Linked DNA regions of Homo sapiens: region 1 is linked to region 2. A link is a loop called in an ENCODE intact Hi-C map of the cell type or tissue named here. Cell type or tissue: dorsolateral prefrontal cortex. All regions are shown on one strand. Each heading gives the region's core, and the rest is flanking DNA. Links, peaks and the distances in the headings are about the cores only.

Evidence for each region. A loop is a pair of places that touch in the nucleus more often than their neighbours do. Peaks named below come from ENCODE experiments on the same cell type or tissue, not always from the same donor. Only the 100,000 strongest peaks of a DNase experiment are listed, where the experiment ranks them.
Region 1: a loop joins it to region 2, with 5 times the contacts of the local background. A loop is called at or near these places in 73 of 110 quality-filtered maps.

What each region holds. Positions count from the first base shown.
Region 1 is chr5:74,910,814-74,926,868 of GRCh38, forward strand. No RefSeq gene overlaps it. Among named protein-coding and RNA genes, the nearest start is that of FAM169A, 52 kb to the left of the region's middle. In dorsolateral prefrontal cortex, for the core only: CTCF peaks have their summits at 8,879 (motif pointing left) and 9,081; no DNase peak of the experiment used is centred there.
Region 2 is chr5:74,672,116-74,688,170 of GRCh38, forward strand. HEXB (hexosaminidase subunit beta) reads left to right here and starts at 13,118. Exons shown (of 14, transcript NM_000521.4): 1 at 13,118-13,444. The coding sequence starts at 13,146. RefSeq lists silencers at 6,021-6,199, 12,806-13,145 and enhancers at 12,830-13,330, 13,836-13,885, 13,946-13,995, 14,006-14,095. In dorsolateral prefrontal cortex, for the core only: no CTCF peak of the experiment used is centred there; a DNase peak (open chromatin) is centred at 13,026; H3K4me3 peaks cover 3,112 bases; H3K27ac peaks cover 2,190 bases.

The DNA of each region.
Region 1 (16,055 bases), core at 5,142-13,141, 240 kb after region 2:
CAAGGAGTTGTGATTCTTTGGAGGAGAAGAGGTGTTCTGGTTTTTGGAATTTTCAGCCTTTTTGTGCTGGTTTCTCCCCATCTTCGTGGATTTATCTACCTTTGGTCTTTGATGTTGGTGACCTTTGGATGGGGTCTCTGAGTGGATGTCCTTTTTGTTGATGTTGATACTATTCTTTTTGTTAGTTTTCCTTCTAACAGTCAGGCCCCTCTGCTTCAGGTCTGCTGGAGTTTGCTGGAGGTCCTCTTCAGACCCTATTTGCCTGGGTATCACCATCAGAGGCTGCAGAACAGCAAAGTTTGCTGCCTGCTCTTTCTTCTGGGAGCTTCATCCCAGAGGGGCACCTGCCAGATGCCAGCCAGAGCTCTCCTGTATGAGGTGTCCGTAGGCCCCTACTGGGAGGTGACTCCCAGTCAGGATACATGGGGGTCAGGGACCAACTTGAGGAGGAAGTCTGTCCCTTATCAGAGCTCAAACGCTGTGCTGGGAGATCCGCTGCTCTCTTCAGAGCTGTCAGGCAGGGATGTTTAAGTTTGCTGAAGCTGTGCCCACAGCTGCTCCTTCCCCCAGGTGCTCTGTCCCAGGGAGATGGGAGTTTTATCTATAAGCCCCTGACTGGGGCTGCTGCCTTTTTTTCAGAGATGCCCTGCCCAGAGAGGAGGAATCTAGAGAGGCAGCCTGGCTGCAGCGGCCTTGCTGAGCTGTGGTGGGCTCCACCCAGTTCAAACTTCCCAGTGGCTTTGTTTACACTGTGAGGGTAAAGCTACCCACTCAAGTCTCAGCAATGGTGGATGCCCCTCCCCCAACCAAGCTCAAGTGTCCCAGGTTGACCTCAGACTGCTGTGCTAGCAGCAAGAATTTCAAGCCAGTGGATCTTAGCTTGCTGGGCTCCACTGGGGTGAAACCCGCCACACCAGACCACTTGGCTCTCTGGCTTCTGCCCCCTTTCCAGGGGAGTGAATGGTTCTGTCTCACTGGCATTCCAGGTTGCACTGGGGTATGAAAAAAAAAACTCCTGTAGCTAGCTTGGTGTCTGCCCAAATGGCCACCCAGTTTTGTGCTTGAAACCCAGGGCCCTGGTGGTGTAGGCACCGGAGGGAATCTCCTGCTCTGCCAGTTGCGATGACCATGGGAAAAGCGCATTATCTGGGCCAGAGTGCACCATTCCTCCCAGTACAGTCTCTCACGGCTTCCCTTGGCTGGGGGAGGGAAATCCCCCGACCCCTTGTACTTCCCAGGTGAGGTGATGCCCCACCCTGCTTCAGCTCGCCCTCTGTGGGCTGCACCCACTGTCCAACCAGTCCCAGTGAGATGAACTGTGTACCTCAGTTGGAAATGCAGAAATCACCTGCCTTCTGTGTCGATCTCACTGGGAGATGCAGACTGGAGCTGTTCCTATTCAGTCATCTTGCTAGCAAATCAAAACAAGTGAGTTTTATGGTATGTAAATTATACCCCCAGCAAAGCTGTTTAAAAAAATAAATAAGTCCAGAACGAAGAAGTTAGTGCCTTGCTGCTGCCCAGGGAGTAAATACAATGCTTTAGCAGAAATGTCAGGGCACTGTTCAATTTTCCTACATCTATCAGATCATGTCAGATAGAAGTTCTGAGGGACGCCCAAGAAACCATCCTGATTAGACTACACAAAGTCTGTGCAGACACAGTGAATTCTCCTTACCTTGGGGCCATCCAGCCTTAATGCTTTGTTGTACGTATGTGTAGAGGAAGACGTGTGCTTCAGTGGCAAATTATAGCATGCTTTTCTACATGGCAGATTCTAATTCCTTGGGAGTTATTGTACAACACTGTATCTTATAGGTAGCAGATACAAATGCAAAATGGTTTTTGTCTATAGACATGCAAATTCTGTCCTGTCCAGCAGAAGTGCAACTGACTTCTTTCCCCCACTGTGGAGGAAGTGAGTGTTGCCTGCATTTGCACATTCATTGCAATATTCCGGCTAAATAAATGTGTCTGCTCTTTGGCTTTTCCTTTTTTTAAGTTTATTTTTTATTTATTTTATTTTTTAAGACAGAGTCTCACTCTGTTGCCCAGGCTGGAGTGTAGTGGTGCGATCTCGGCTTACTGCAACCTCTGCCTCCCGGGTTCAAGCGATTCTCCCTCCTCAGCCTCCCGAGTAGCTAGCTGGGACTACAGCCATCCGTCACCATGCCTGGCTAATTTTCGCATTTTTAGTAGAGATGGGGGTTTCACCATTTTGGCCAGGCTGGTCTCGAACTCCTGACCTTGTGATCTGCCCACCTCAGCCTCCTAAAGTGCTGGGATTACAGGTGTGAGCCACTGCGCCTGGCCTTTTTATTTTTTATTAGAAGAGATAGGGTCTCACTATGTTGCCCAGGCTGGACTCAAACTGCTGGCCTCAAGTGATTCTCCTACTGCTGCATCCTAAAGTGCTGGCACTACAGGTGTGAGCCACAGCACCCAGCCTGACTTCTCCTTTGAAACGATTTTAATTTTAGTATATGTGCTGCCAAAGCGAGCACATGAACCAGTTTTAATACTAGACTGATTCCTGAATTCTGAGTTAAGCAAAATCTTTAACATGTTCATTTTTTTTCTGAATAAGAATAATGATTTTATCTTTTTATGTAAATTACTTTTAACACATTGGTTTTTAATTTTTTTTTAAAGAGCAGTTTTAGGTTCACAACAAAATTGAGCAAAAAAGACAGAGAGCCCCTATAAGGCCCTGCAACCCCTCTTCAGCTATCCCCACTACTGACATCTGGCACCAGAGTTTTATAATTTGTTATAATTTATTAGAATTGATGTGTTTACACTGACACATCATTATTATCCAAAGTCCACTTAATGTTTTTAAATATCAATAAGTTTTTTGTCATCTTCATAAAATCTCAAGGTAACCTTTCTAGGAATCATTCTATCTATCTATGGTCTAGATTAAATCCCCTAAACAAGCGAATTCAGCCTGCCCTTTCAGAATTCTGCCTTGACAGTTTATTTCTGCCTGGGTGTGCTGCATGTTATAATAGAATGGCAATCTCCATCCACAGAGAAGCCAGTGGGAATCCTTAGAGAGCGAGAGGGTAATGTTCCTCTTTCAACTCTCTGTATCAAGCATGCATATATTCTTGTGCTTTATTTCATAAAAGAATTAAAATGAATTGAACTGAATCTCATTTCACAATTCACTTGGTTGCTTGCACCAGAAGCCTGTAATCATTTTAGACTCTCTCTTTCCTTCTCTTATTTTTTGGTATTCAACAAATCTCCATCAGGGACTTACTGCCCATGTACCTAACCTGGGCAGTAAGGTCTGCACTACCAGACCCTGGAGATAAAATAATGCGTGCAGTCCCATTCATGTGGAGCTCATGATAGATAGATAGGGGATACAACAATCACATAATCACACAAAGATATCATGAAAACATACTGTGAAAGATACCCATAGGTCCGGTTTGGTGGTTCATGCCTGTAATCCTAACATATTGGGAGGACAAGGCAGGTGGATTGCTTGAGCCCAGGAGTTTGAGATCAGCCTAGGCATCAAGGCAAAACCCCTCTACAAAAAATACAAAAATTAGCCAGGCATGGTGGTGTGTGCCTATAGTCCCAGCTACTTGGGAGGCTGAGGTGGGAGGATTGCTTGAGCCCAGGAGGTTGAGGTTGCCTTGAGCTGTGATTGTGCCATTGTACTCCAGCCTGGGCAACAAAGTGAGACCCTGACTCAAAAAAAAAAAAAAAAAAAGAAAAAGAAAAAAAAGAAACCCATGACTTAAAGCAGGGTCCCTGATTTAGGGGAGTAGGGTGGGGGGTCAGGGAAGGCTTCTCTAAAGAAATGACATTTGGGCTGGAACCTGAAGAATGAATGAAGGTGGCCAAGGGGTGTGTGTGTGTGTGTGTGTGTGTGTGTGTGTGTGTGTGTGTGGTGTATGCACAGAATGGGTGTGGCAGTTAAGTAGATCTGACCAGAGGGCAGCTAGGGGAAATTCTGTGAGGAGGGAAAGAGCATTCTGGTTGCTACAAGGTCACCATGGCTAGAGTTGGGGCAGAGAATAGAGAAGTGAGGCTGGTGAACTAGACAGAGGTCAGTCACTGGAGGTCTACGTTTTTTTTGTGTGTGTGTGTGTTTTTTTTTTTTTTTGAGATGGAGTCTTGCTCTGTCTCCCACGCTGGAGTGCAATGGCGCAATCTCAGTTCACTGCAACCTCCACCTCCCAGGTTCAAGCGATTCTCCTGCCTCAGCCTCATGAGTAGCTGGGACTACAGGCATGTGCCACCACACCTGGCTAATTTTTGTATTTTTTAGTACAGACAGGGTTTTGCCATGTTGGGCAGGCTGGTCTTGAACTCCTGACCACAAGTGATCCACCTGCCTTGGCCTCCCAAAGTGCTGGGATTACAGGCATGAGCCACACTTTGGTCTATTTTAAGAGCAAAAGGAGGCCATTAAAATATTTGCATACTTTATAAAATACTCCAAATTTGAAAAGATCATTTTATGGAGTATGGTTGGGTGATTGTGGCAGTGGAGTTTGAAAGAAATGGAGGGACACAGGAGATATTCAGAGAATAAAATAGAAAGGAGTAGGTGATGGGCTAAATGTGGGAGGAAATACTGGAGAGGGGTGAGTGAAGGTGAGTCCTAGATTAGCAGCTTGAACCACCAGCTGGGATCTCTCACTGAAGCTGGAAACACCAGAGGAGGCTATATTCCCTCATTCCCTGTTTTAGTCTCAGCAAATCCCTCTAGCTTATCTCATTGGGTTTGATTCCTTGCTTGAAGGCAGTGAGTGGTCACTCTCCTGTCCCTAGAAAATGACCAGCATACTCCCAAGACAAATGAAGATTTTTCAAAATAAAAGCCAGGAGAGGGGGCTGTCTTGTGCAACATCTCTTTCAGGTCCAACTACACAAATGCCCCTGAACAAAGACACATTTAAAACTGGCCAGCTTCTTGAAATGGGGAATGGAAAATGCTGAGAGAAAGAAAAAACATTGAGTTGGAAAAAATAAGTAAGAGGAAAGTGGAATTTGTAGTTCAGGAACTTAGAAGGCGAGAAAAGTCATCTCTTGATGATAATTCCCAATAGGTCACATCCAATTAATCACCAAATTCTATTGATTCTGCTTTCTTAATAATTTTTGAGTTTCTTAATAATTTGTGAATTGACCCTGTCACCCCTAGTTTCACTGCATGAAGTTATACAGATAAGACAGGAAGTTTCCTGACTTCTAGCTGTGAAGACTTCATTTCACCATCTTTATCCAGAGTGGGTGACCACATTCTCACAGCTTCTTTACCTGAATTTCTGTAAAACCAGTGATATCAGGATGGTGTTTGGCTGTAGGTAGCAGAAAAACCCAAACATAGTAGCTTAACCAAAGAGAAATGAACAGTACAGAGCAAGAGGCAGCAGCTTGAAGAAGTTATCAAGGATCCAGGTACACCCCCAAAGCTGCATTCCAGGTAGGAAGATGAAGTGAGAAGGGAAGATGGTTTCTGATCAGGAAAGTAGAACATTTCTAGAAATTCCCAGTAGACTTGCACTTTTGCCAGAACTGTTGTCACAGCTACCTTAACAGCAAGGGAACATAGGGAATATAAATACTAAGCAGTGGATTTTTTTTCCAGTGGTTGTTTTGTTTTTTACTATAAGGAAGATGGGGAGAATGAATAAGCGCTAGGTCAATGATAGTATCTACACACAAGGCCCTTCAGGATTTGGCCCCTGACTCTTTCTAAAACTATCCCCCTTCTCTCTCCTTCAGGCCCCATTGCTCCAGGCATACCTGCAAGTCTCTAAATTTACCATGCTGTCACAAGTCCATACAGCTCTGCACACGTTTGTTTGTTTGTTTTTTCCTGGATTGCTGTTTTTCTTTCCTTCCAAACTAGATCCTAGTTTTCTTTCAGACTTCAACAGCAGTGTAATTTCTTCTCACAAGTCTTTCTGGTCTCCTCTTCTCTTTTCCTATAGTTTCTCCAGTTTATCTCTCTCTTAGGTGGCACTTCTCATGCCACACTCTGATAATTGGTTTGCTGGGTCATGAGCTGCTCAAGAGTAGAGACCGTATTTCACTCAATGCTACTCACAACAGTGTGAGTCATTAGGAAATGTTTGCTGAACAAATAAATCCAGCCCTATGTTCACTTTCCTTAGCGGCTGCTGTGATTGGAATGTGTCCCTCAAAGTCCATGTGTTGAGAACATAATCTCTAATGCAACAGTGTTGGGAGGTGGGCCTTCCTAAGGGGTGATTAGATCTTGAGGCCTTCTGGCCTCATGGATGGATTAATGTTGCCATCTCAGGAGTGGGTGAGTCATGATGAGAGTGGGTTTGTTATATAAGCGAGTTCAGCTGTCTTGTTTGCTTGCTCTCTCTAGCACATGCTCTCTTGCCCTTCCACTTCCTGCCAATGAGATGACCAGTATGAAGGCCCTCACCAAACGCAGCCCCTGGATCTTGGACTTCCCAGCCCTTAGAATCATGAACCAAATAAAGTTCTACTGTTTATAAATTATGCAGTTTGTGGTATTCTGTTATAGCAAAAATGGACTAAGACAGTGACCTAGTCACATCCATCTTCCTCACCTTTACTTTCACTCACTGCAAATTAGACATGAAGTTACACAGACGAGACAGGAACGTTTTTGACTCCGCACTATAGCTTGGTGCATTGGTTTTCTAGAGCTGCCATAACAAAGTACCACAGACTGGGTAGCTTAAACAACAGAAATTCATTTTCTCATAGTTCTGGAGACTGGAAGTCCAATGTCAAAGTGTCAGCAGGGTTGGTTTCTTCTGTCTCTCTCCTTGGCTTGCAGATGACTGCCTTCTTGCTGTGTTCTCATGTGGCCTTTCCTCTGTATGCACACATGTCTTGTGTGTCTCCTTGTGTGTCCAGATGTCCTCTTCTTATAAAGACACATGCACTTTGGATTAGGGCCCACCCATAGGACCTCATCCTAATTTAATCAACTTGTTTAATTTAATCATCATATCTTCAGTACAGTCCTATCCTGAGACACTGTGGGTTAGGATTCCAGCATGATTTTCTGGGGGGAGGGGCACAATTCAGTCCATAAAACTTAGTCTTCTCCATGTGCTGATTCCCACAAAGGACCCAGTGAGTGGCAGGCTCCATCGGGAAACTCATTCCAAGTCCTGGCCTTGCCCTAAAGTAGGGGAATTTGGAATTATTGCTCCTTTCTAGAGTAGATCAGTGTAAAGAGGGGCCCATGATATGTACTGAACAACCCCAACCCTTGTGGGAAGCCCCAGAGGACAGCCAGGACACTGGAGAAGGAGACATGGCAAATGCTTCACCATTATCTTTTAAGGATCTTTGGAGTAGCTGAGAGCATCAACCTCCTTTTCTACAGAATATTTTCCAAACCGAGAGGAAAGTAAAATTTTCTTGATTCTCCCTTCCTTTCCTAACCTCGTCTATCTGGCACTGGTGGAAATTGCAAAAGATAATAAGGTAAACAAAACACAAAGAGGCAGAAACATAGTTTGCACCATGGACTCTTGCATAAGTGAAAAGCGGGCAAAGAGTGTGCCTTGTTCATTTGCAGAGACTTTGCAGCCTGTTACGAACTGAATGTTTGTGTCCCCCTATCCCCAAATTCATATATTGAAGCCCTAACCTTCAGGATTTAGAGTAACAAAGTAATTTAGGTTAAATGAGGTCTTAAGGGAGGGCTCTGATTCAATAGGATTAGTGTCTTTATAAAAAGAGACACTAAGAAGAGTTTTTTCTCAGGCTCTCTCCATTCACATACCCAGGAAAGGCCGTATGAGGACACAGTGAGAAGGTGGCAGGAAGAGACCCATCACCAGAAACCAAATTGACCAGAACCTTGATCTTGGACTTCTAGCCGCAGAATGATGAGAAAATAACTTGCTACTGTTTTAGCCACCCAGCCTATGATTTTTGTTATTGGCAACCTAAGTAAAATAAGACACAGCTTTGGGATATGCTTTCTACATAGTGAGTAGTCAATGAATGTCAAATGTGTAGATATATAATGATTTGTTTATAAAAAAGAGTTCTGTTAAAAATAACTATCTGAAGATTGTGACTATGGGTGATTTTCATTTGGTTACTTACTTTTCCATATAATCTGAACTCTTTACAGTATAGGTATATTACACTGTAAAGTTTTTTAGAAAGAAATTTTAAAAGCCTTATCTCATACATAGCTAGATGGCTTAATACTCACGACACAGTAGGATGTAGTCATGGGTCACAGAGACAATGTTCTGGATCTTAGAGCAGCAGACACATCCCTTGTGGGCTGCGCATGATGTCTCCTAACAAGGCAAAGCCGTCTGTTAGGGTGAATTTTCTGAAAGTCTGCTTATATATGCTAGGATGGATGTCACAGGTGTGAGCTCTGTAAGGCTGGGGACAGTGTCTGGTTTTGCTCATCATTATATTCTCAGTACCTAGGACAGTGGCACATAGCAGCTAATTTTTTCTGTTAAAAGAAAATAAAAACCATCATTCAATGATTAACTACGCAGAGTAATAAATATTCGATGAACAATCAAATGAATGACTGAAGGGCATCCCAGACATGAAGTGATTATTTCTTTTGAAATTTCAGAGTGAATATATCTGACAAGAATCAAGTTACAGGAGGTCGAGGTGGGGAAATGAAGGAGGGCCCGGGTGGCATGCAGAGGAATAAACCACTGCTTGAACCCCACTTTCTGAATTGCCGAGCTACTGTCCCTTGTTCTCTTCAGTACACTGTTGCCAATTGTTGGGAGCCCCTAAAATTCGGAATTAATGAACCTATCTGGTTATGGAGATCCTGGCTTGTTGGGAATTAAGTTCAAGAAGGCTTAAGATTTCAATATAATTTGTGTGCTAGGGACCTCTTGTGGTAACTCTGTGTACTTTATCTTTCAGCACCTAGAAATAGACACGCATGCGTGCGCGCACATCCCCCCCCCCCCCACTTCAAAGTGAAAGAATTATTATTATTTGGAAATATTTTTAAAATGTTATTTTTAACATGTTAAATGTTAAAAATGTAAAAATACAAATATTCAATAAATGTCTAAAATTTTTCAATATCTCTTGTAAAGAGATTTAGGCGGGGCATGATGGCTGTAATCCCAGTACTTAGGGATGCCAAAGCAGGAAGATCAAGACCAGGAATTTAACACCAGCCTGGGCAACAAAGTGAGACCCTGTCTATACAAACAAACAAATGAACAAAACACAAAACAAAACTGGTGTGGTGGTGGTGGCACGCATCTGTGGTCTCAGCTACTTTGGAGGATGAGGCAGGAGGATTGCTCAAGCCCAGGAGTTTGAGGCTGCAGTGAGCTATGATCATTCCACTGTACTCCAGCCTGGGCAAAGGGGCAAGACCTCATCTCTCTCTAAAAGAAAAATAAATTTAAATTAAAGGATGTGTTTGTCTTAAAGAATTTTAAAAAGGACTAGTCCCAGTGTCAAGATGAAGAAAACAGGCATTCCTGTATGTTTGGTAGGAGTGTATATGGACACAACAATGAGTACAACCACTTATTGGGGAAAAAATTAGGCCTTACAATTTCTTTAAAATGTTCATATTTCCTGACCCAGTAATTCCACTTCTAGGAAATTTTCCAGTAGGAAAGATAGAAAATACAGATAGGTTTCGCATATTAGGATTTTCATCAAGTTATACAGTAGAAAAAACAAGCCAAAAAAAGAAGATAGTTCAGTAAATTATATATTCATATAAAGTGATATTACTTACTTAAAATTGTGGTTTCAATTAATATTTATTGACATGGAAGAATACTTTTTTTGAGATGGAGATTCACTCTTGTCACCATGGCTGGAGTGCAACAGAGCCATCTTGGCTCACTGCAACCTCCGCCTCTCGGGTTCAAGTGATTCTCCTGCCTCAGCCTCCTGAATAGCTGGAATTACAGGCGCCTGCCACCATGTCTGGCTAATTTTTTGTATTTTTAGTAGAGATGGGGTTTCACTATGTTGGCCAGGCTGGTCTCGAACTCCTGACCTTGTGATCTGCCCGCTTGGCCTCTCAAAGTGCTGGAATTACAGGAGTGAGCCACTGCACCCGGCCAACATGGCAGAATACTTATATGTGAAGGGAGTAAAGCAGAACATAGATCAATTACAACTGTAATTTATATATATACATGACAGATGGAAGAAAGGAAAGAAAGAGAAGGAAGCAAGGTTGGAAGGAAGAGAGGGAAGGAAGGAGGAAAGACATGAAAGAAGAAAGAAAGATGAAGCTGGAATGCTAACAGGTATTATTTTTGTGGGGAAGTGTATTGAGCCATTTTCTATTTCCTTCCTTAAACTTCTCTGCATTTACCAAAATTTAGACAATAAATATTCCATCAAAAAAATTAAACAAGTAATATATAGTCTTATTATAAAACATTAGTTTGGATTTTACATTTTTAAACTTAGAGCCATACTATTTATAGATATTGTTCTAAAACTAGCTTTTCTCATTGTATCTTTTGGAGATAGTTCTATCTCAGGCTTTACAGTTCAGACTCACTCAAATAAATATATATTTTTTTATTCTGAGAAACTTTTAGTTGTTTTTGTTTTGTTTTAAGACAGGGTCTCACTCTGTCACCCAGGCTGGAATGCAGTGGAAGAATCTGGGCTCACTGCAACCTCCAGCCTCCTGGGCTCAAGCAAACCTCCCGCCTCAGCCTCCCGAGTAGCTGGGACTACAGGCGCCCGCCACCACACCTGGCTAATTTTTTTGTATTTAATGTATTTTCTGTGGAAAACTGGAAGTTGGAGTACCTTTCAAAAAATTAGGTTTTTTTTTTTTTTTTTTTTGAGACAGAGTCTCACTCTGTTGCCTAGGCTGGAGTGCAATGGCGTGATCTCTGCTTACTGCAACCTCTGCCTCCTGGTTTCAAGTGATTCACCTGCCTCAGCCTCCTGAGTAGCTTAGCAGAGGCTTACCACCATGCCCAGCTAATTTTTGTATTTTTAGTAGAGCTGGAGTTTCACCATGTTGGTCAGGCTGGTCTTGAACTCCTGACCTCAGGTGATCCGCCCAGCTCAGCCTCCCAAAGTTCTGGGATTACAGGTGTGAGCCACTGCGCCTGGCCAAAATTAATTAGTTTTTTTTTTAAGTGAAAACTACACACACACACACACACACACACACACACACACACACACACACACACGGTAAAAGATGAAAGCAGTCCAAAAACCACTGTTCCTCTTACCTCAGATCCCTAGGTCTCCTTTCTCTCTCTCCAGAAGAAACTGTTAGCAGTTACAGATGTACTCCACTAGCATATTATTTGCGTAAAAATAGTGAGTCCAAATCCGTCTCTGACCCCCTTTACTAAAACACAAGTGGGAATGTACTATATACATACTCTCCAATGCCATGGGATTTTAACAAAATATAACAATATATCTAGTAGACTTTAAAAAAAAACACATAATGGGACTTCAGAAGAATTAAAAAAATAAGTTGGGAATATTTACATTACTGGCAATATGATAAATATGTTGAAAACTATTTCCGCTATAAAAATATAAATGCTACATAAAATACAATTTTTAAAAACACATGTGGCTGAGTTAGTAAAAAGTGAGGGACCAGCTCTATGGGAGGCCGAGGCAGGCGGATCACGAGGTCAGGAGATCGAGACCATCCTGGCTAACACGGTGAAACCCCGTCTCTACTAAAAATACAAAAAATTAGCCGGGTGCGGTGGCGGGTGCCTGTAGTCCCAGCTACTCAGGAGGCTGAGGCAGGAGAATGGCGTGAACCCGGGAGGCGGAGCTTGCAGTGAGCAGAGATCGCGCCACTGCACTCCAGTCTGGGCGAGAGAGTGAGACTCCGTCTCAAAAAAAAAAAAAGTGAGGGAAATGAAACAAGGGTAGGAGCCCAGAGAACTGTGGAGTGAGGGCTGAAGATGTCAGCTCTCCCGAGGGCATCAGCTCCTCCCTGAGCCATCTTGAGTTCCTGCTGTCTTGTTAAAATTGTGGTAAATTGGCCAGGCCCGATGGTTCACGCCTGTAATCCCAGAGCTTTGGGAAGCCGAGGCAGGAGGATCAGGAGGTCAGGAGTTTGAGACCAGCCTGACCAACATGGTGAAACCTCGTTTCTACTAAAAATACAAAAATTAACCGGGCGTGATGGCATGCACCTGTAATCCCAGCTACTCGGGAGGCTGAGGCAGGAGAATCGCTTGAATCCGGGAGGCGGAGGTTGCCGCGAGTGGAGATCACGCTACCGCACTCCAGCCTGGGTGACAGAGCGAGACTCCATCTAAAAATAAATAAATAAATAAATAATATAAAAAAATAAAAAAAATTGTGGTAAATTATACAGAACATGAGGCTTACCATTTTAACCATTTTTAAGTGTCCAATTCAGTGGCATTAAGTACATTCACCATGTCGTGTAACTATCACCACTATTTCTGAAACTTTATTTCCTGAAACAGAAACTCTGTCACCATTAAGCAATAATCCCCGTCTCCCTGTCCCCAGCCCGCCCCTGGAAACTACTATTTTCTTTTTCTATGAATTCAGTTGTTCTAGATACCTTGTAGAAGTGGAATCATACAATCCTTGCCATTTTGTCTGGCTTACTATACTTAACATAATGTTTTCTTTTCTTTTTTTTTTCGAGACGGAGTCTCGCTCTGTCACCCAGGCTGGAGTGCAGTGGCGCGATCTCGGCTCATTGCAAGCTCCGCCTCCCGGGTTCTTGCCATTCTCCTGCCTCAGCCTCCCAAGTAGCTGGGACTACAGGCGCCCGCCACCACGCCAGGCTAAATTTTTTTGTATTTTTAGTAGAGACGGGGTTTCACCGTGGTCTCGATCTCCTGACCTCGTGATCCGCCCGCCTCGGCCTCCCAAAGTGCTGGGATTACAGGCGTGAGCCACCGCGCCCGGCTTAACATCATGTTTTCAAGGTTCATCCATGTCGTAGTGTGTATCACAAGGTCAATTTTGATATGGCTAAACAATATTTTATTGTATGAATATACCACATGTTGCTTATCTGTTCATCTGTCTACGGATACTTTTGTTATTACTTAATTTTAGAGATGAGCCTTGCTCTGTCGCCCAGGCTGGAGTGCAGATCATAGTACACTGCAACCTTAAACTCCTGGGCTCAAGTGATCCCCCGTCTCAGCCTCCCAAGTGGCTGGCACTATAGGCATGAGCCACTGTGCCTGGCTCAGTAATTACTTTAATAGATTAAACATGCCAATTAAAAGACACAGATTGGCTGAATGGATTTTTTTTAAAGGGTGGATAAAGATACTCCATGGGAATTGTCAAGTTTTTGTTGTAAAGTCTATTTAGTCTGATGTAATTATGGTTACCCTACTCTCTTTAGGTTCCTGTTTGCATGAAATATCATTTTTTACCCTTTCACTTTTAGCCTATGGGTGCCCCTTAGGTCCAAAACGATTCTGTTGTAGACAGCACACAGTTAGATCTTGTACAAAATAACTTGGAGAATGCATCTATAGGTTATAATTAAAGTCTTATAATAGCTGGGTGCAGTGGCTCACGCCTGTAATCCCAGCACTTTGGGAGGCTGAGCGGGGGTGGATCACCTGAGGTCAGGAGTTTGAGACCAGCCTGGCCAACATGGTGAAACCCCATCTCTACTAAAATTACAATAAAATTAGCTGGGCGTGGTGGTGGGCCCCTGTAATCCCAGCTACTTGGGAGGCTGAGGCAGGAGAATCACTTGAACACAGGAGGGGGAGGTTGCAGTGAGCCAAGATTGTGCCATTGCACTCCAGCCTGGGCGACAAGAGCGAGACTCCATCTCAAAAAAACAAACAAACCAACAAAAAAACTCCTACAGTGAAAACTTTACTACAATAAGGGTGCTTGCTTGGACAAGGATGTTCAAACACATATACACAAGAACGCTCAAAATGTATCAGCTTCAATTCTTTCAGAGTGAGCCAAAATAATTTAGGGGAAAAATTATTTTGACTAAAAATTACATAATGAAATAATGACTAATAATGACAGAAGCATTACAATCTAAGCACCATGAGGACCATGCTAGATTTTTTTTTTTTTTTTTTTTGAGGCAGGCTCTCACTTTCTTGCCCAGGCTGGAGTGCAGTGGTGTGATCATGGCTCACTGCAAATTTGAACTTGTGGGCACAGGCAATTCTCCTATCTCAGCCTCCCAAGTAGCTAGGATTACAGGAGTGTGCCACTATGCTCAGCTAATTTTGTAATTTTTGTACAGGTGAGGTCTTTCCGTTAGCCAGGCTAGTCTCCAACTCCTGGCCTTAGCAATCCTCCCACCTCGGCCTCCCAAAGTGCTGCTGGCATTCTAGGCATGAGCCACCACTCCCAGCCAAAAAATCCTTCTAATCAGAAGTTCATTTTGAGGTATTTACGTTGATGGTAGTGTTTTGTTGTCACTGAGCACAACTTTGTCCCCAACCCTTTTTAACAGACACAAAGTAGACATCAAGTGGCTAAGGTGGTATACTGAATTTCTACTCTTCTAAGATTTTTAAAAATAATCAAATATTTGTAAGACAGCTAGCAACCTCATGAGCAAAAAAAAAAAAAAAAAAAAAAAGATCTGAAAGCTTTGTAGGATAAATTCAGAATTCTTTTTTTCACCTCTAGATGGTGCAAACTAAAAGTAATTTCTGTTTGTCAGGGTTTAGCTATGATAGATGAGTCCTAATACCTTTAGGTTTACTTTTCCTGTGTAACTATATAAAAGGCATTCCTGGCCTTATTTATCACAGTTTGCTTAGTTTATTTCTGAATACACTTACTTATGACCTATAGAAGTCTTAATAAATATGGAAGATCAATTTTACTAAATGCTCCTAATTGTCACTTTTTTTTTTTTTTTTTTTTTTTTGAGATGGAGTCTGGCTCTCGCCCAGGCTGGAGGGCAGTAGTGCAATCTCGGCTCACTGCAACCTGTGCAGTAGAGACAGGGTTTCACCATGTTGGTCAGACTGATCGTAAGCTCCTAACCTCGTGATCCGCCTGCCTCGGCCTCTCAAAGTGCTGGGATTATAGGATTACCACCACGCCTGGCTCAGTCTCAGGCATTTCTAACAATGCAAGAACGGCCTAACACAGCCAGTACCTCTCATCCATGGAGTTGTCGCTGCTTTCCTGAGGGCAATGTTTGTCCTTCGGTGGCAACTTAATAACTGCTGACTGACCTTGAACTCTCTCTCAGAGCATATGGAATGCCATCAGTTTATCTTCTACACAATTCAAAGTATTACTTCTAAATGTGAAGAAGTAATGGGCCATATTTTCCACTTTGAGCATATGTTGTAAAATGATGAGATAGCTCAGAGTTTGAAATCTTAACCAACTAATGCCTACTATAAGCATTTCCCTAGGAAATTTATATCTGTATAACACTGGTCTGTAGGACAAAAATTAAGGAGCAATTGATGTGATTTTGACAAGAAGCTGTTCCACAAATTCTATTTTTTAGTCGTTAGCCAACTGAAATAAGGTCTTAAAAGCAATATTCTGGGGACAAGCCCTAAAGACCCTCCAAGTACATTGGGATCATATTGTCTGGGCCAAACAAGACAATAATATCTATGCCATCCCAACTGAGTAAGTTTATATATGTGAACCACAGACCTGACTGAAGACAATTCCAAGAGGTTGAGCATTTTACAAAATATTTTATCTCTCTGGAATCTGAAGGTTTCAACATTTAAAAATTTTCATGTTAGATACTCATATATGCCAGTAAATTTGCATTTGTATATGATTTGAACTATGAGGTTTTGAACAGATTATTTCAACAAAGCAATGTACTAGTTCTGAAATTATTCTTATTTTAAATATCATTTGCATTTCTGTAAATGGAAAATTATATAAAAAATTCTAGCTCTTTTGACTGTCATTAGTATTTGACTAACACTGACTCCCCAAAGCCCTAAAAGAAAATAGCAGGAGTTGAAATTTCAGTTGCATTGGAGAAAATATGTACTTTGTTCCCTTAGAAATAAAGGAGAGCATGTTAGATGACCAGCCATGAAGAAGCTTGTCTCAAT
Region 2 (16,055 bases), core at 8,036-16,035:
CCCCCACCCTGACCCCTCTCTAGCGTCATGACTTTGTGAACTGTCAAAGTGGTCACCACATGCCCCTCATCCATCTCCCTGCCTGTGGTACACACTGCGAGCCCTTCAGGGAATGTACTCCTTGCTCCAATAGGGCAGCCCTCCAGGGAAGCCCAGTGTCCCCTCAGCTAACCAGCATATCTTCAACAAAAAAGCAGTTATTTTTCCACTTGCCTCTGGAGGCTTCCAGCTGAGCTTTCTGGTCCTTTGCACACTGCACAGCTCTTCGTGCCAATATTGCCCAGAGCACTTCCACCAGTGCCAGCTGCCTGCCTGTAAGTCCTGGTGAGAAGTGAGCCCTCACTCCATGCCCCAGAGTCAGATCCACAGCCTCTGAAGCTATAGACCACACTGAATGCCTCTGACAGAGAGCAGAACCAAATTCCAATCCCTAGCCCCCAAGAACATTCTCTCTCACGAAGACAAACTCCCCACCTCTCTCTAGACTTCTTTAAAAGGGAGGAGAGGGCAGGCTGACATGCCAACTGACAGCAATGCCCTCTTAGCAAACCCTGCACTGGGTAGCTAGTGCCATTTCTGCTTCCCTGAGAGATGTCCTGTCACACCTCCTTGTTCATATCCACACGTCAAATTAAGTCCTTTGTCTATTACATTTCCCAGTCCCCTCCCGGTTCAGCTTTCTCCATCATCTCATATACAAGACAAATCGTAGAGAGTGGAAGGAAGGTTAAGAAGGACTATTTTTAAGAGGGGTAGGAGACATGCAGTTGCCAACATGAACTTTGCCCCCAGTCTGGAGACTTTGGATTTAGAAACCTTAGAAGGTTTGCTTCTTGTGGCATCAGAGCAGCCTTTGGTCACCAAAATGTTTCCAGATGGATTCAGATTTTTTTTTCTTAGCATCTTGGTACTTGGTCTGCATTAACAGATCAAATGAATACCCAAATTATATAAATAGTATTCATTAATAGAAAAGGTAGAGAATTGGGGAACAAGATAGTGTGGATTCCCACCAGATGGCACTGTTTAATAGATAAGGAAGAGAAAGTTGTTTTTGTGGCTAATTTTAGCAAAGCAGGGAGAAATGCTTGCCAGTTGCCAGAGCAGATTTAACTCCAAGCCGTCTTCTTGCCCTTCTGGACAGGCCAGTTTAGCTCCCCCTTGCCAGATGGCACTCAATCTCAGTTTTCATAATTGCAGTGACAGAATTCACAAATATTTCGGGTTGCTTATGGATATGTCATGAGAGTAGAAAAATGTGATCATCTAATTTCAGGAGCTCCGTCCCTGCCACAGAATGTTCCCACTTCTGCAGGAGTTAGGCAGCTTTGCTTGCTTGTCTGCCCAGGTCCTAGGCTGTCCACCCACCTCAACAAATTGTATCACTGTCCATGGGGATGCTGAAGTGGCTCACTAGGCATCCATCCATCTCCCCTCCTCCCAGTGTGTCCTCCGGTAGAACAGAGGCTGGCAACTACACTTCCCAGACTCCCTTGCTGCTGGGGTTCCATGTTCTTTAGTTTCTGCTCATTAGATGTGATTGCATGAGCCTTGAATTCAGAAGTGAGTTAGGTGGAGACTGAGACAGGGCATGACGTATCCCTTTGCTGTGTAGACTGGAGCTGAAATGGTGTAATTCTAGAGTTAGCACCTATAGCAGAGGCTTCTCCATCCGGCATGCAGCTTCCTGGTCATGACAAGAGCAGTTACTCAAGAAATTTCAGCCAAGAGCCAAGTTCTTCAGCTCTCACAAGGATTCTGTGAGCCACTCGATACTCTGTAATTAGTTAATTCCTCCTAAAGCTAGCTGGAGTGGATTCTGTTCTGTCAATCTACAATAATCAAAAGGGTCAGAATTTAGTTATACTCAAAGTGTGAGGATGAACCACCCAGAAACACCAACTCCAAAGGAATGGAGTTGGCATTCAGAAGCAGGGAAGTAAATATTTCATTTGTATAGGTGGGAACAGAGGAATTTTTAGCAGAATTACAACATTATTATTCATGTGAGTCTGGCACATTCTTATAGCAATTTAATTGGCTATAGGCCATGTTTCTTTTTGAGAAGGGTACATTTGACATTTTTTAACAGAGGGTGTAATAATCATTGGTTGTTTGTCATTTGGTCTAAACAAACTAGAACAAAGGGGAAGTTAAATCTATAACAAGAGTCCAAGGTCATCAATTAAGAAGAAAGGAGGTTTTCAGCCAGGCGTGGTGGCTCAAGCCTGTAATCCCGGCACTTTGGGAGGCCGAGGCGGGCAGATCACAAGGTCAGGAGATCGAGACCATCCTGGCTAACATGGTGAAACCCCGTCTCTACTAAAAATACGAAAAAATTAGCCAGGTATGGTGGCAGGCGCCTGTCGTCCCAGCTGCTCAGGAGGCTGAGGCAGGAGAATGGCGTGAACCCGGGAGGCGGAGCTTGCAGTGAGCTGAGATTGCGCCACTGCACTCCAGTCTGGGAGACAGAGCAAGACTCTGTCTCAGAAAAAAAAAAAAAAAAGAAGAAGAAGAAAGGAGGTTTTTATCTCAGATGCCATTTATTTATCTCTAGTCATTATACAGAATGAGAAAAATAAGAAAGTAAGCTAATCTATAATCTGAGAACAGAAGTTGTAAGCATATGTGATGCGGATCACAGTCACATCTCTGTCAAGGCTTAAGGCATTTTTGGAGGTTCCAAAAAGCTTCTAAATTTTATTTATTTTCTCAGTTCTCTGTAACTAAGCATTGAATGACTGATAGATTATCTACCTGTAAGTCTGAGCTAGAAATCTGATAAATTTCCTAAATTCCTCTTTTCCTCATTTCCCATAGCTAGCTGATCCACAGATATTGTGAGGATATTATCTAAATAAGTTGTGGTAAAGAAAAAATTATTTGGACACCTGTCAAAATGATAAGGAAGCCTTTATTCAGGACTATTCCAATAGGTGTCAAGACTATTGCAACATGGGAGTCAGATCAGGCTGAACTCTGAATATTGCAAAGACAGCTGGAAATTTATAAGCAACCAGCAGAGTGAGGGGGTCAGTGGATGGCAATTTATTAAAAGGAACCATCAAAGGTAAGAGGATTCCTGCTGAAGGCAGGCCAGGGTGATCAGACATCAAGGATGGGGATGAGAAATTTAATCAGGTATCGAGAGCAATTAAATATCAACAGTGGGGGATTCTTACTAAACTAATTATCTGGATTCTTGCTAGAACTGGGCTATGGAGGTCCAGGGAGAATGGGGGCCAAAGTCGAAGTCTAGTCCAGAAGAGGCTTAGTCAGGTCTCAGAGCCTGACTAAAGTTTGGTCAAGAGAGGGTCTTTGTCAGTTGATACATAAAAAAGTGCTCAGCAAAGAGCAACAAGAGGCTCCACTAGTTCTCTTTCTCCTCCTCATTTTGCTATTATGTGAGGCCATTCTGTGAGGGAGGAGAAAGCTCAGTGGATTTAAGTAAATGAAGGTCACTGCCCCTGGAGCACACAACTGAGGGTGCAAGTGATGTGGTCAGAGAGGTGGTCAGATGCCAGATTCTGCCACACTGTGCAGGCCATATTAAGGATCCTATATTTTATTCTAAAGACAATGGGGAACAAGCCATTGAAATGTTTTAAGCAAGGAAGTGATATGACTGACTTTACATTTTACAAAGATGACTTTGTTAGCTGTGTTTCCACAGCTGACTGGGGTCGGGGGGTGAGGTGGTGGTATAAGCAGCAAGTGGAAAGATCTCTCCAGGCCAACACCTAAAGTTCTACTTCATTCTTGTATAATCTCTCAGAGGAAATTGAGTGGGGAGGGAATCTTATGAATAGCAGCAACAAAAAGAATGAAGCATGCCTAACAGGAAATGTGAAAGACCTAGGTAGAGTATAAGACTTTGGTGACAAGCATAAAATAACTTTATAAATTAACAGAAAGTATTTCTAAGTGGAAAGCCCCAATATGGCAAAGATGTCAGTTTTCTCTGAATTGAGCTATAATGTGAATGCAATTCCTATCAATAGCAGTTTTTGTTTTTTGTTTTGGACCTTGTCAATCAAGTCTTTAATTTCATATGTAAGGAAAAATTATTTTTGTTATTATTATTATTAATACAAGTAGAGGAGTTTATTTGGGCCAAGCTTGAGTAGTGCAACCCAGGAGCATAGATTCAAATTGCCCTGAATATACACTCTGATTACGAACAGTTACAAGTGCACTTTATTTCTTGTAAAGACGGTGTCTCACTATGTTGCCCAGGCTGGTCTCAAACTCCTGGCCTCAAGCAATTAATCTTCCCACCTCAGCTTCTGGACTGAAGTGCCAGTCCAAAGTGCTGGGACTTTAGGCATGAGCCACCATGCCCACATGCAAATTTTTAAAGGGCAAGAAGGGGCTGGGTGCAGTGGCTCACTCCTGTAATCCCAGCACTTTGGGAGCCAAGGTGGGTGGATCGCTTCAGCCAGGAGTTCAAGACCAGCCTGGCCAACATTGTGAAACCCTGACTGTAGTAAAAATACAAAAATTAGCTGGGCGTGGTGGCACATGCCTGTGATTCCAGCTACTCGGGAGGCTGAGGCAGGGGTAGTGCCTGAACCTGGGAGGCGGAGGTTGCAGTGAGCTGAGATTGCACCACTTCACTCCAGCCTTCATGACAGATGAGATTCTCTCAAAAAAAAGGGGAGCGGTGCGGGAAGGTGGAAGAAGGGGCAGTTCCTAGTTGTTTATCCAGAATTTACATTAAAATAACATAAGCTATTGATTGGCTATACATTGTTCTCTGGTTTTTTGTTTGTTTTGTTTTGTTTTGTTTGAGACGGAGTCTCACTCTGTCACCCAGGCTGGAGTGCAGTGGCGGGATCTCGGCTCACTGCAAACTCCACCTCCTGGGTTCATGCCATTCTCCTGCCTCAGCCTCCCGAGTAACTGGGATTACAGGCGCCCGCCACCACACCCCATTAATTTTTGTATTTTTAGTAGAGATGGGGTTTCAACATGTTGGCCAGGATGGTCTCGATATCCTGACCTCGTGATCTACCCGCCTCAGCCTCCCAAAGTGCTGGGATTACATGAGTCACCGCACCCAGCATACGTTGTTCTTTGCATCACAAATTCCAGAAACATGAAGATAATGAATGAAGCAGCTAGAAAAAAACAAAATAAACAATTGCCCCCAAGCATAAAGGGAGGCCAGTTACACATTTGCATGACTAAGTTCCAAACTCTTGCCTCTCTGGGCCTGCAGATTTCACATAGGTCAGACTGCTCTGAGATATTTTCATTTTCTCTGGTGGTAAAGGAGAAATATGATAAATATCAGTTTTACTCTCAGATTCTATTGGGGCAGGACAGCTGTATTGCATTCTATTAAACAGTTTGCATTTCTTTTCTTCTTCTTCTTTTTTTTTTTTTTTTTTTTTTTGGTACTACTCTCAGAGGTCCATGCCAAGTTCAGCTCTCTTTGCCAACACCAGCAATTCAACAGTGCACCTTCATAACAGGTCTTTATTTAATCTTCTTCCTTTCCTGTCTCGCTCTCCCCACTGTCACTGCTTCTTTTTGGAATTATTTTCCAAAGAAACTACCTCAAATTAAGTCTTTTTTTATTATTATTTTTTATGCTTTATTCCAGTAGCTTTTGGGGTACAAGTGGTTTTTTGTTAAAAGGATTAATTATATAGCAGTGAATTCTGAGATTTTAGTGCACTGGTCACCTGAGTAGTGCACAATGTACCTAATGTGTAGTTTTTTTAGCTCCTTTCCCACCCTCCCCTTTCTGAGTCTCCACAGTCCATTATATCGCTCTGTATGTGGAAGGAAAAATTATTTAAAATAGGAAGAAATTTTAGAAATAAAACAATGTGTGTGCATGCTCTTCAAGATATCAAAGCATAACTCAAAATTATAACGATTTAAATAGTGCAGCCAGGAGCAGTGGCTCACACCTGTAATCCCAGCACTTTGGGAGGCCCAGGAGGGTGGATCACCTGAGGTCAGGAGTTCGAGACCAGCCTGGCCAACATGGTGAAACCCCGTCTTTACTAAAAATACAAAAAATTAGCTGGGCATGGTGGCAGACACCTGTAATCCCAGCTCCTTGGGAGGCTGAGGCAGGAGAATCACTTGAACCCAGAAGGCGGAGGTTGCAGTGAGCTGAGATCGTGCCATTGCACTCCAGCCTGGGCAACAAGAGTGAAACTCCATCTCATAAATAAATAAATAAATAAATAAATAAATAAATAAATAAATACCATGCAATATTGACTGCATAGCAAGTGGCCCAGAAAGAAATATGCAGACCAACAGAACAGAATAAAGAGCCTCATCAGAACTATACAGCTTTAAGAAAATTTAGAAGAAACTATACAACATGTTTTAAATCAGTGAGGAATAGCCTATTCAATATATGACATTTTCATGATTGGCTAGCCATTTGGGAAAAAAAAAGCCTTACCTTAACTATGCACAAAAATAAACATCAGCTGGAATAAAGCATACAATTCAAAAACAAAACTATAAAAGCCTTGGGGAAAAAAGGGAATTTTTATCATCGTTGAATGATCATGAATCCTAATCAGGACAAATCCCAAAACCATAAAAGGAAGACTGACAAATTTGATCTAAAAAAAAGTTAAAAGCTACCGTAAAACAACATACCACATAAATAAAGGTAAAAGAAAATTAACAGAAAGGGAGAAAATATTTGTAATATACAGCACAGATGGATACTCCATTTAAAAATCACCCATACAAATCACTAGAGAAAAGAAAACAACACAAAGGGCAAAAAAGGTTCTTAGTAGAAGTTATAAAATGGTTATTTTATTCAATTTCACAAGTAATCAAAGAAGTGTAAATTAAAACAACTTACAAAATTGAAAAAGATTAATAATGTGGAATGAGGTTGTAGAGAAATGGATACTCATACACTGTTGCCGTTTTTGGGGGAAAAATTGGCACTATCTACTAACATTGAATTGTACATATCTTAAGCCTTGGTAATTTGCTACACAGCAATAGATAAATAATCCTTGGGATATATAAACTGATACTTGGAAGTAGGATGCAGCCATAACGAACACCTTAAATATGGGAGTGATTTTGGAATCTGGCAGTGGACAGAAACTGGAATGACATTGAAGATAGGGTTAGTGAAAGCATGAGGTACCTTGAAAAGGCTTTTAGTAGAGGTATAGGCTTGAAGAGACTCACTTTAAAAGAGTGAGGACGATATTATTGGAAACTGGAGAAATAGATCCTTCTTATGCCATGGCAGAAAGATTAGCAACACAGTAGCCAGCAGTAATGTGGAAAGTAGATGTGTCCACCTAAGAGAATTTGTTATCTAACTAAGGAGATTGCCAGCTAGTGTTCAGGGTGACTTCTAGCATGTGAGCAGAGCAAGATATGCTAAAGGGAGGACTGTTGGCCAGGCGCGGTGGCTCATGCCTATAATTCCAGCACTTTGGGAGGCCAAGGTGGTGGATCACTTGGGGTCAGGAGTTTGAGACCAGCCTGGCCAACATGGTGAAGCCCTGTCTCTACTAAAAGTACAAAAATTAGCTGGGAGTGGTGGCCCACACCTGTAATCCTAGCTATCTGGGAGGCTGAGGCAGAAGAATCACTTGAACCCGGGAGGCAGAGGTTGCAGTGATCCGAGACTGCACTACCGCACTCCAGCCTGGTGACAGCGCGAGACTCCGTCTCAAAAAAAAAAAAAAAAAAAAAAAAAAAGTATGGCTTTCAGGCAGAAATCAAGTCCAGGCAACCCCAGGAAAACATGGTCTAAATAGGAAACCCAAGTTGTAATTATAAAATCCCTTAAGACCTCAGAAAGATCTATTGTGGTGTCTTAGAGTACCTTTCAATCAGACAAAATGTCCTCTAAATATTTTAACAGTATGACTGACAAACCCTCTCAAACAATAGAGCGTATCTTGAAGAGATGTGTGGAAGTGGCTTTTGTCTAATGGCATGAACTTCAGTAAGATTAACAAGGAACCAACACAGTCTTTAACAGCAGAAACACTGCCAGCATGAACTGAAAGGGATACTATCTTTCATGAAAAAGGAAGGATGACTCGCAAATCAGAACTGCCCACAAGGTGACATCAAGAGCCATAGGGAATTATTTTCAGTCTTTGAATCCGGATCAAGGAACTTCAACATTTGCCTGGCTGGATTTTGGAATTGCTACAGACTCGTTGTTGCCTCTCATTTTTCCCTTTTTGAACAGGAATGTTTACAGTGGTTATTTTACACCTGTCCACCACTGTATTTTTGTGTCGGGGAGGAGTGGGAGGCAGATAACTTGCATTTAGTTCACAGGTCTTCACACTAAGAGGAACTGTACTTGAAGAACTTTAAGGAACTGCATCCTAGGAATCTCACCCACACCTGGATGTAATTTATATGCTAACATTCTGGATTTCAAGCTGCTTTTCTAAAGGGATGAGATTTTTGGGGTTCTTGGGAGAAAGGGAATGTGTTTTGCATGGAAGAAATAGAAATAATTTGTGGTCAGAAAGTATACTCCTCCCTTCAAAAGGTGGAAGCTAATTCCCCTCCCCTTGAATGTGGGAAAAATAAAAGCAAGGGAAAAATAACAGCAGGTACACATGTTAGGATTCCATTTTGGGGATATTTAGCACACAGTGCACCCAGGTGGAGAAACTTGATTCAGATTCTGATTAGACTAGTAGGTTGATGGTCTTTAATTAAAGGTCTGATTTTACCCTATAGAAAGTAAAAATCCAGTGATGCATTTTAAGCAATGGTGTTACATGTTTAGAAAGGTCCTCAGGGAAACCAGATACCATACAAATGAATTCAGTGGAAACACATTTGCTGTAAATCCATAGTGGTCCACTTTTTCATATTTCAGTCATCTGGGGAAACTTTGTTTCAGCTCCATGTTGTTTCAATTCCATGCGTTAGCTTTAATTAGCTGTGGTATCGTGAGCAAACCATTTAGTTCTTCGGGGCCCTGGAGCCTCAACATAGTCCTCTAAAATGGGGACAATAAAACCTACCTCTTAAGTTGTTTGGGGATAAAATAAGAGGATGATAATAATATGTCTGGCACCTTGTTGTTGGTGAATAAGTTGTAGTGATTATTACTTAGACTAATGGAGCTCAACAAGGTGATATTTGGCAATATCTGGAGACATTTATGTTTTTTACCACTGAGGCTCAGGGGTTGGGGGTGGTGCTACTGACGACCAGTGAGTAGAGCCCAGTTGCTACTAAACATCACGTAATGCACAGGACAGCTCCCCAGAACAAAAAACCATCTAGCCAAAAATGTCACTAGTGCTGAGGTTGAGAAACCCTGATTTAAAATATAACCCAAGCTGGGTGTATTGGTATAGGCCTGTAGTACTAACTATTCAGGAGGCTGAGACATGATTGCTTGAGCCCAAGCCCAAGTCCACCCTGAGTAACATAGTGAGACCCCATTTCTAAAAAATAAAATCTAACCCAACCATGAGTATGTTAATATTGTTCCCGTGTTATAGCACCCTTTTAAATAATGAGTCAGAGTTAATAACGGGGTGCAATAAAAAAGAGATCTGATAGTTTCACAAGATCTCAGGGCTTGGTGAATGTAACTCCAAATCTTCCTGAAACCACCCTCCATCACCCTAATTCCTAAATGCCCACAGTCATTCCCACCGATAATTTATCTCTTCCTAGTCTTCTAGCCTTCAATTTCCTTGCATCTGAGATCCACTCTTAAACTCTTCGGTGACTTACTTCTAAGGAATATAATGTGGTAGCAGTGATGCATGTCACTTACAAGATTACGCTATATAAAGGCATTGTGGCTTCCTCTTTGCTGTCTTTCTCAGATCATTTGGTTGGGAGAAGCCAGCTGCTATATTGTGGGTATGGCAAGTAACTCAGGCTTTCAGCCAGTTGCCAGCAAGAAACTGAGATCTGTTGCCAACAGCCATGCAAGTTAACTTAGAAGTAGATCCTCCGGGGCTGGGTGCGGTGGCTCACGCCTGCAATCCCAGCACTTTGGGAGGCCGAGACGGGCAGATCATGAGATCAGGAGATCGAGACCATCCTGGCTAACACGGTGAAACCCCATCTCTACTAAAAATACAAAAAATTAGCCGGGCGTGGTGGCGGGCGCCTGTAGTCCCAGCTACGCCGGAGGCTGAGGCAGGAGAATGGCGTGAACCCGGGAGGCGGAGCTTGCAGTGAGCCGAGATGGCTCCACTGCGCCCCAGCCTGGGCGATAGAGCGAGACTCCGTCTCAAAAAAAACAAAACAAAACAAAAAAAAGAAGATCCTCCAGCACTAGCCAAGCCTAAAGAAAAAAACCTTCAGACAACTGCAACTTCATGAGATAATCTAATCCAGAATCACCCAGCTAAGACTCCTAAATTCCTGAACCACAAGAACTGTGAGATATTTATCTTATTATTTATCTGTTGTTGTTTTAAGCTCCTAAATCTTGGAGTAATTTGTGACACAGCAATAGATAGCTAGTATGCAATGTGAAGTTGTAATTAAGTATATAGTAATTGCAACAACATAAATTGATGATTGAATCTTGGAAACATTATGCCGTGCTTCCATTGACAGTAAAAAGTGGCAGTAAAGATGGATATTGCAAATTATATTTGTCTTAATTATAAGAATAGGGGAGAATAGTGTGCCACTGAAGTTTTCTTTTATGGAAGAATTTTAAACATGCACCATGTAGGGGTGGAAAGATGTGATACCTTTCCTCATCCATCATGAGTCATGGCTGACACTCTTATAACAAAAGAGCAGATTAACACAAGGAAAGCATAACAGATTTATTTAATCAGTTTTACATGACATGGGAGCCTTCAGAATGAAGGCTCAAAGACCCAGGAAAAGCTGCCTATTTTGATGTTTAGGTTTGATGCAGAGCAGACAGCCAGGCAGAAATGCGATTGGGCAAAAAGGATATGATCAACCTAATGGTAATAGAGAGGAGAAACCTGGCAAGATGTGTCTGTTCAAATTCTTCTTGGCCTCTCTGTGTGGTATTCCTTCCTCCAGGATACGGTGCAGGGCCACTCTGGAACAAAAGTCTTGAGAGCCACTATCAGACAAGGTAGGTCAGAGAACCTCTTTATGGCTGGCTCCTACAGAAAGACACGGCAAGATTAGAGTAATATTTCTAGATTTTATGACTGGCTTTGGGGGCATAGGGGCTCTAGTTTCTTCTTTTTTTTTTTTTCTTTCTGAGACAGAGTCTTACTCTGTGGCACAGGCTGGAGTGCAGTGGTGCAATCTCGGCTCACTGCAACCTCTGCCTCCCAGGTTCAAGTGATTCTTGTGCCTCAGCCACCCAAGTAGCTGGGATTACGGGCGTGTGCCAGCACATCCAGCTAATTTTTGTATTTTTAGTAGAGATGAGGTTTCACCATGTTGGCCAGGCTGGTCTCGAACTCCTGGCCTTAAGTGATCCACCTGCCTTGGCCTCCCAAAGTGCTGGGATTACAGGCGTGAGCCACCATGCCCAACAGTGGCTCTAGTTTCTGTGACCCATTTTGAAAAAGAGGAATTCTAGTTTCTATGGCTTGCTCTGGGGAAGAAAGGGGAGCAGGAGAAAGAAAGGCAGGAGAAGGTCAGAAAGATCTTCTGACTCTCTTTTCTTCAGTTCCAAGTATTCAACATGCCAAAGTGCCACACTTTGGGGTCTCATTTTCTGAGGCCCAATAATCATTACATTTCTTTTCTTTCTTTTTTTTTTTTTTTTAAGATGGAGTCTTGTTCTTGTTGCCCAGGCTGGAGTGCAGAGGTGTGATCTCAGCTCACTAAAACTTCCACCTTCCGGTTTCAAGCGATTCTCCTGCCTCAGGCTCCTGAGTAGCTGGGATTACAGGCGCCCGCCACCACGCCCAACTAATTTTTGTATTTTTAATAGAGACGGGGTTTCACTTTGGTGGCCAGGCTGGTCTCGAACTCCTGAACTTGTGATCCGCCCTCCTTCGCCTTCCAAAGTGCTGGGATTTCAGGCGTGAGCCGCCGCACCTGGCCTAATCATTACATTTCTTTGAAGTCTTTCCTTAAAGCTCTTCCACCCTCATTTTCAGAATACTTATATAGCAGATCTGTGGTTTTGGTCTGCCTAGCGTTTTCTCCTTCTGGTAAGAGAACACCTCTTCTCCCTTTGGCATCTCCAGTCCGTGTTCGTCATGTGACTTCACTGGCTCTTCCTTAGGGATGGGTTATGAAATCAAACTTGTCAGTTGGGATCCTTTATATCGGGACCCACACAGATGAGCCAAGATGTTCTCTCTCAGGATTCCTTGGGCATGCTCTGCCCCAGGGAGTTCTGATAGGAAGGCTTTATTGACCACAGCTGAAGTGCTGTTACAGAAAAGCCTAGACTTAGGAGCAAATAAACTCAGCTCTCATCTCGGTTATCTGGTGGTTGGGCTGAGAGGAGAAAGGTGCTCCTCAAGCTTGGCTTCTCCAGCTTCACCGAAGCCAGGGATCCACAGGAGAGCGCCCGTGTTGACAGCGTGAGCGGCGACCCGGTGTCGGCCTGGCGTCCCGAGCCTGTGCACTGGGCCGTTTTCTTTTTCTTTTCTTTTTTTTTTTTTTTTTTTTTGAGACGGAGTCTTGCTCTGTTACCCAGGCTGGAGTGCAGTGGTGCGATCTCGGCTCACTGCAACCTCCGCCTCCCGGGTTCAAGAGATTCTCCTGCCTCAGCCTCCCGAGTAGCTGGGACTACAGGCACCCGCCATCATGCTCGGCTAATTTTTGTATTTTTGTAGAGTCGGGGTTTCACCAATTTGGCCAGGCTGGTCTTGAACTCCTGACCTCAGGTGATCCGCCCGCCTCGGCCTCCCAAAGTGCTGGGGCTACAGGCGTGAGCCACCACGTACGGCCAGCACCGGGCATTTTTCTTACTTTAGCCATCCCGTGTTTGAGGTTGCTGTCTGGGCTCTGCTCCTACCCGAGGGCACCCCTGGAGGAAATTCTCGAGGTGACCTGGACAGGGCGGGCTGGGCGAGGACGCTCCCGGGGCCTGGAGGCGGAGTCGGGGGCGGGCGCGCGCAGTCATCTGACTCGGTGACTCACCCGCGGCCGCGCTTCCTCTGATCCGGGCCGGGCGGGAAGTCGGGTCCCGAGGCTCCGGCTCGGCAGACCGGGCGGAAAGCAGCCGAGCGGCCATGGAGCTGTGCGGGCTGGGGCTGCCCCGGCCGCCCATGCTGCTGGCGCTGCTGTTGGCGACACTGCTGGCGGCGATGTTGGCGCTGCTGACTCAGGTGGCGCTGGTGGTGCAGGTGGCGGAGGCGGCTCGGGCCCCGAGCGTCTCGGCCAAGCCGGGGCCGGCGCTGTGGCCCCTGCCGCTCTTGGTGAAGATGACCCCGAACCTGCTGCATCTCGCCCCGGAGAACTTCTACATCAGCCACAGCCCCAATTCCACGGCGGGCCCCTCCTGCACCCTGCTGGAGGAAGCGTTTCGACGGTGAGCGCTCCCGGCCCGGCCGGGAGTTGTCCTGGGGGAGGGGAGAGGCGGACCACCCCGGAGCGCTGTGCAGACCCTCACCACCCCACTGCGCAGACGAGAAACCGCCTGGGAGCTGGCAGGCGATCTGCCCAGCGCCACATGGACTGAACCCACGCTCTTGCCCCCACCCTCCTACTGCTTCTTAAGGGACACCTTGGGTGCTCAGGAACCCTGGTTTGAGAGCCGGATAGTAAGTGGAAGAGGGAGTTTGCTCTGAGGCCTTGTTGGGCAAATGGCATGGACGGAGGGGACACCGGAGCTGGGGAGGAAAGTGACAGCTCCTTATTTGAAGGACGTGCAAAGGGATAAGTTACCCGAAGGGCTTAGACAAGCTCTCTTGAGGGACCAGGAATCCCCCAAAGCTGACTGTCATTTATAGGCCAGTTTCGCCCCCTCACCTCTCCTCACATCTCCTGGTAACAGCTCAAATGGCAGAAGTCCTCAGTTTCGAGCACTGCCTAAAACTGCCCTCTCTCCTAAAATCTCTTCCATATAAAATGTGACATGTTTGCATCTGACTACGTTTCTGCGGTCAGTGGTTAGGCAGTATCCAACTTTGTTTCTCAACACCGATCATGTTGCCTGCTCTCCCTGCTTCCTCTTTTACAGACCCCTAGATAGCGCCTCTGTCTCTCTCACCCTTTGGCTGCAGACAGGGTGAGTTTTGTCATGGGAGTCAGCCAATCACACCATAGACAAGGCAGGTTCCCCTGGGGAGATGTTTGAAGACGCCACACACTGTCCCCTCAGTGTGAGACCTGTGTAGGTGGGACTGTCCTGAAGGCGTATCGTGCCCTGCAGAATTGTAATTTGGTGCTAACTGTACTGCCTCCTGGCATTCCCCAAGCCTGTCGCTGTACCCAGTGGATACTATAGAGCTTAAGTGTGCTTGCAGGACCCTGAACAGGTGGGGAGGGAATGTCAAACTAACTGAATAATGTGTTCTGACCCCAGATAGGACAGGTGCCTAGGCTCAAGCTGCAGAGGCCCAAGATGCTGATGGCAGAAATGGTTCATTCTCTACAATCAGAAGGCTCATGGTTTCCTTCTGTTTTGTACAACTAAATGGGTATTATCAGTCTCTATTTTAGACACACACACTAATGAGCCTTTGGTATCCAATCTGCTAAGGCCAGAGTGGGGTTAAGATGTAGAACCAAAGTGTTTGGTTGCATTGGGATATTCAGAAAGATTGCATGGAAAGTACATGAAGGTTGTCTCAGAAGATCATGACTAGGGTTGGAAATCTTTTTAAAAACAAACACGCTTATTATGTTTGCCTTGGAGTTCAGCTTGTAGAATTGGATTTTCCTTCTGTGTCATACTGCTAAGTAAAACAAGGACTTGGTAATATGCTGAACTGACTGTGACAAGAAAGCATGGGTGATGTAAGTTAACAATAGGTAGATAACCAGGACTTAAATCAGCTGAGATGGTTCGAAGGCAAGGCTTGGTATTTCAAGGCATGTGCGGGTGATTACCTGAAGAGTTTGCCTAACTCATGGCCTCTGAGTGAAGCAGCCATTAATTATGCCTGGTATTATTAGGAAGCAGGTCATAAAATGTGTTGGCCCTTATGGCTAAGACTTGAAGGCATGCATGTGAGCATTCTAGGAACTCAGAAGGAGCAGCAGGTATCTCAGAGTAAAAGCACAGTGGAGTTGGAAAGATTTGGAAATATGGGAGTGTTCACAAAGTGCGACGTGGTCAGGAACACACAGTCTAGGCCCCAGATTGTTCAGCATCACATAGCCCCTGTCTCTGAAGAGCCCAGGTTGTATCACAAACCTTGCTTTGAAACAGTATGCTTTTTGCAGGCAGAGAGTTTGGCTGTTAGATGCATAGCTGCTTCTTTAGCTTCTAGAACAGCGTTCATCACATGCTAGTCACTCATTTTTAAAAATAAACAAATAGCTTCACTCCTTCATTTCCTGGAAGGCTAAACTAACCCACATACCTTTGACATACTGCCTCACAGCCCTTTGAGTTTTCTGTTAGAATTTTACTACCTAGGGTCAAGGTTCTAAGCCAGCTTCCAACTCTGATCTCAAAGCTGCCAGCAGCTTTAATTTCTTTTTTAAAAAAATTTTAATTAAGGAAAAAATACACATAACATAAAATTTACCATCTTAACCTTTTGTAAGTATGTATTTCGGTGGTCTTAATTTCCTTTTTAATCTGTCAGGGTTTTCCTATGAGAAGGGCCCTCAACACCTACATCCATTCCATTCTCTCATTGGTTAACTTCCATACACTTCCAAACATGTCAGAATTTTCCGACCTCTTCTGCAAAAAAGCATAAGACGTTCTTACACATAAGTAGCATATATAACCTTCTGGCTTACCAAAATCTGTAAAATATTATTTAAACAGTTGCCCTGAAGCCTATCTGATCTTTTTTATTTAGTGCCTTTACATTTTTATTTAATATTCTGATTTTTGGATACCAAAAACAATTGCTCTGAAGCCTGTCTGATCTTTTTTATTTAATGCCTTTACATAATTTTTATTTAATGCCTTTACAGAATTTTTATGTATTTAACATTTAATGCCTTTACAATATTTAATG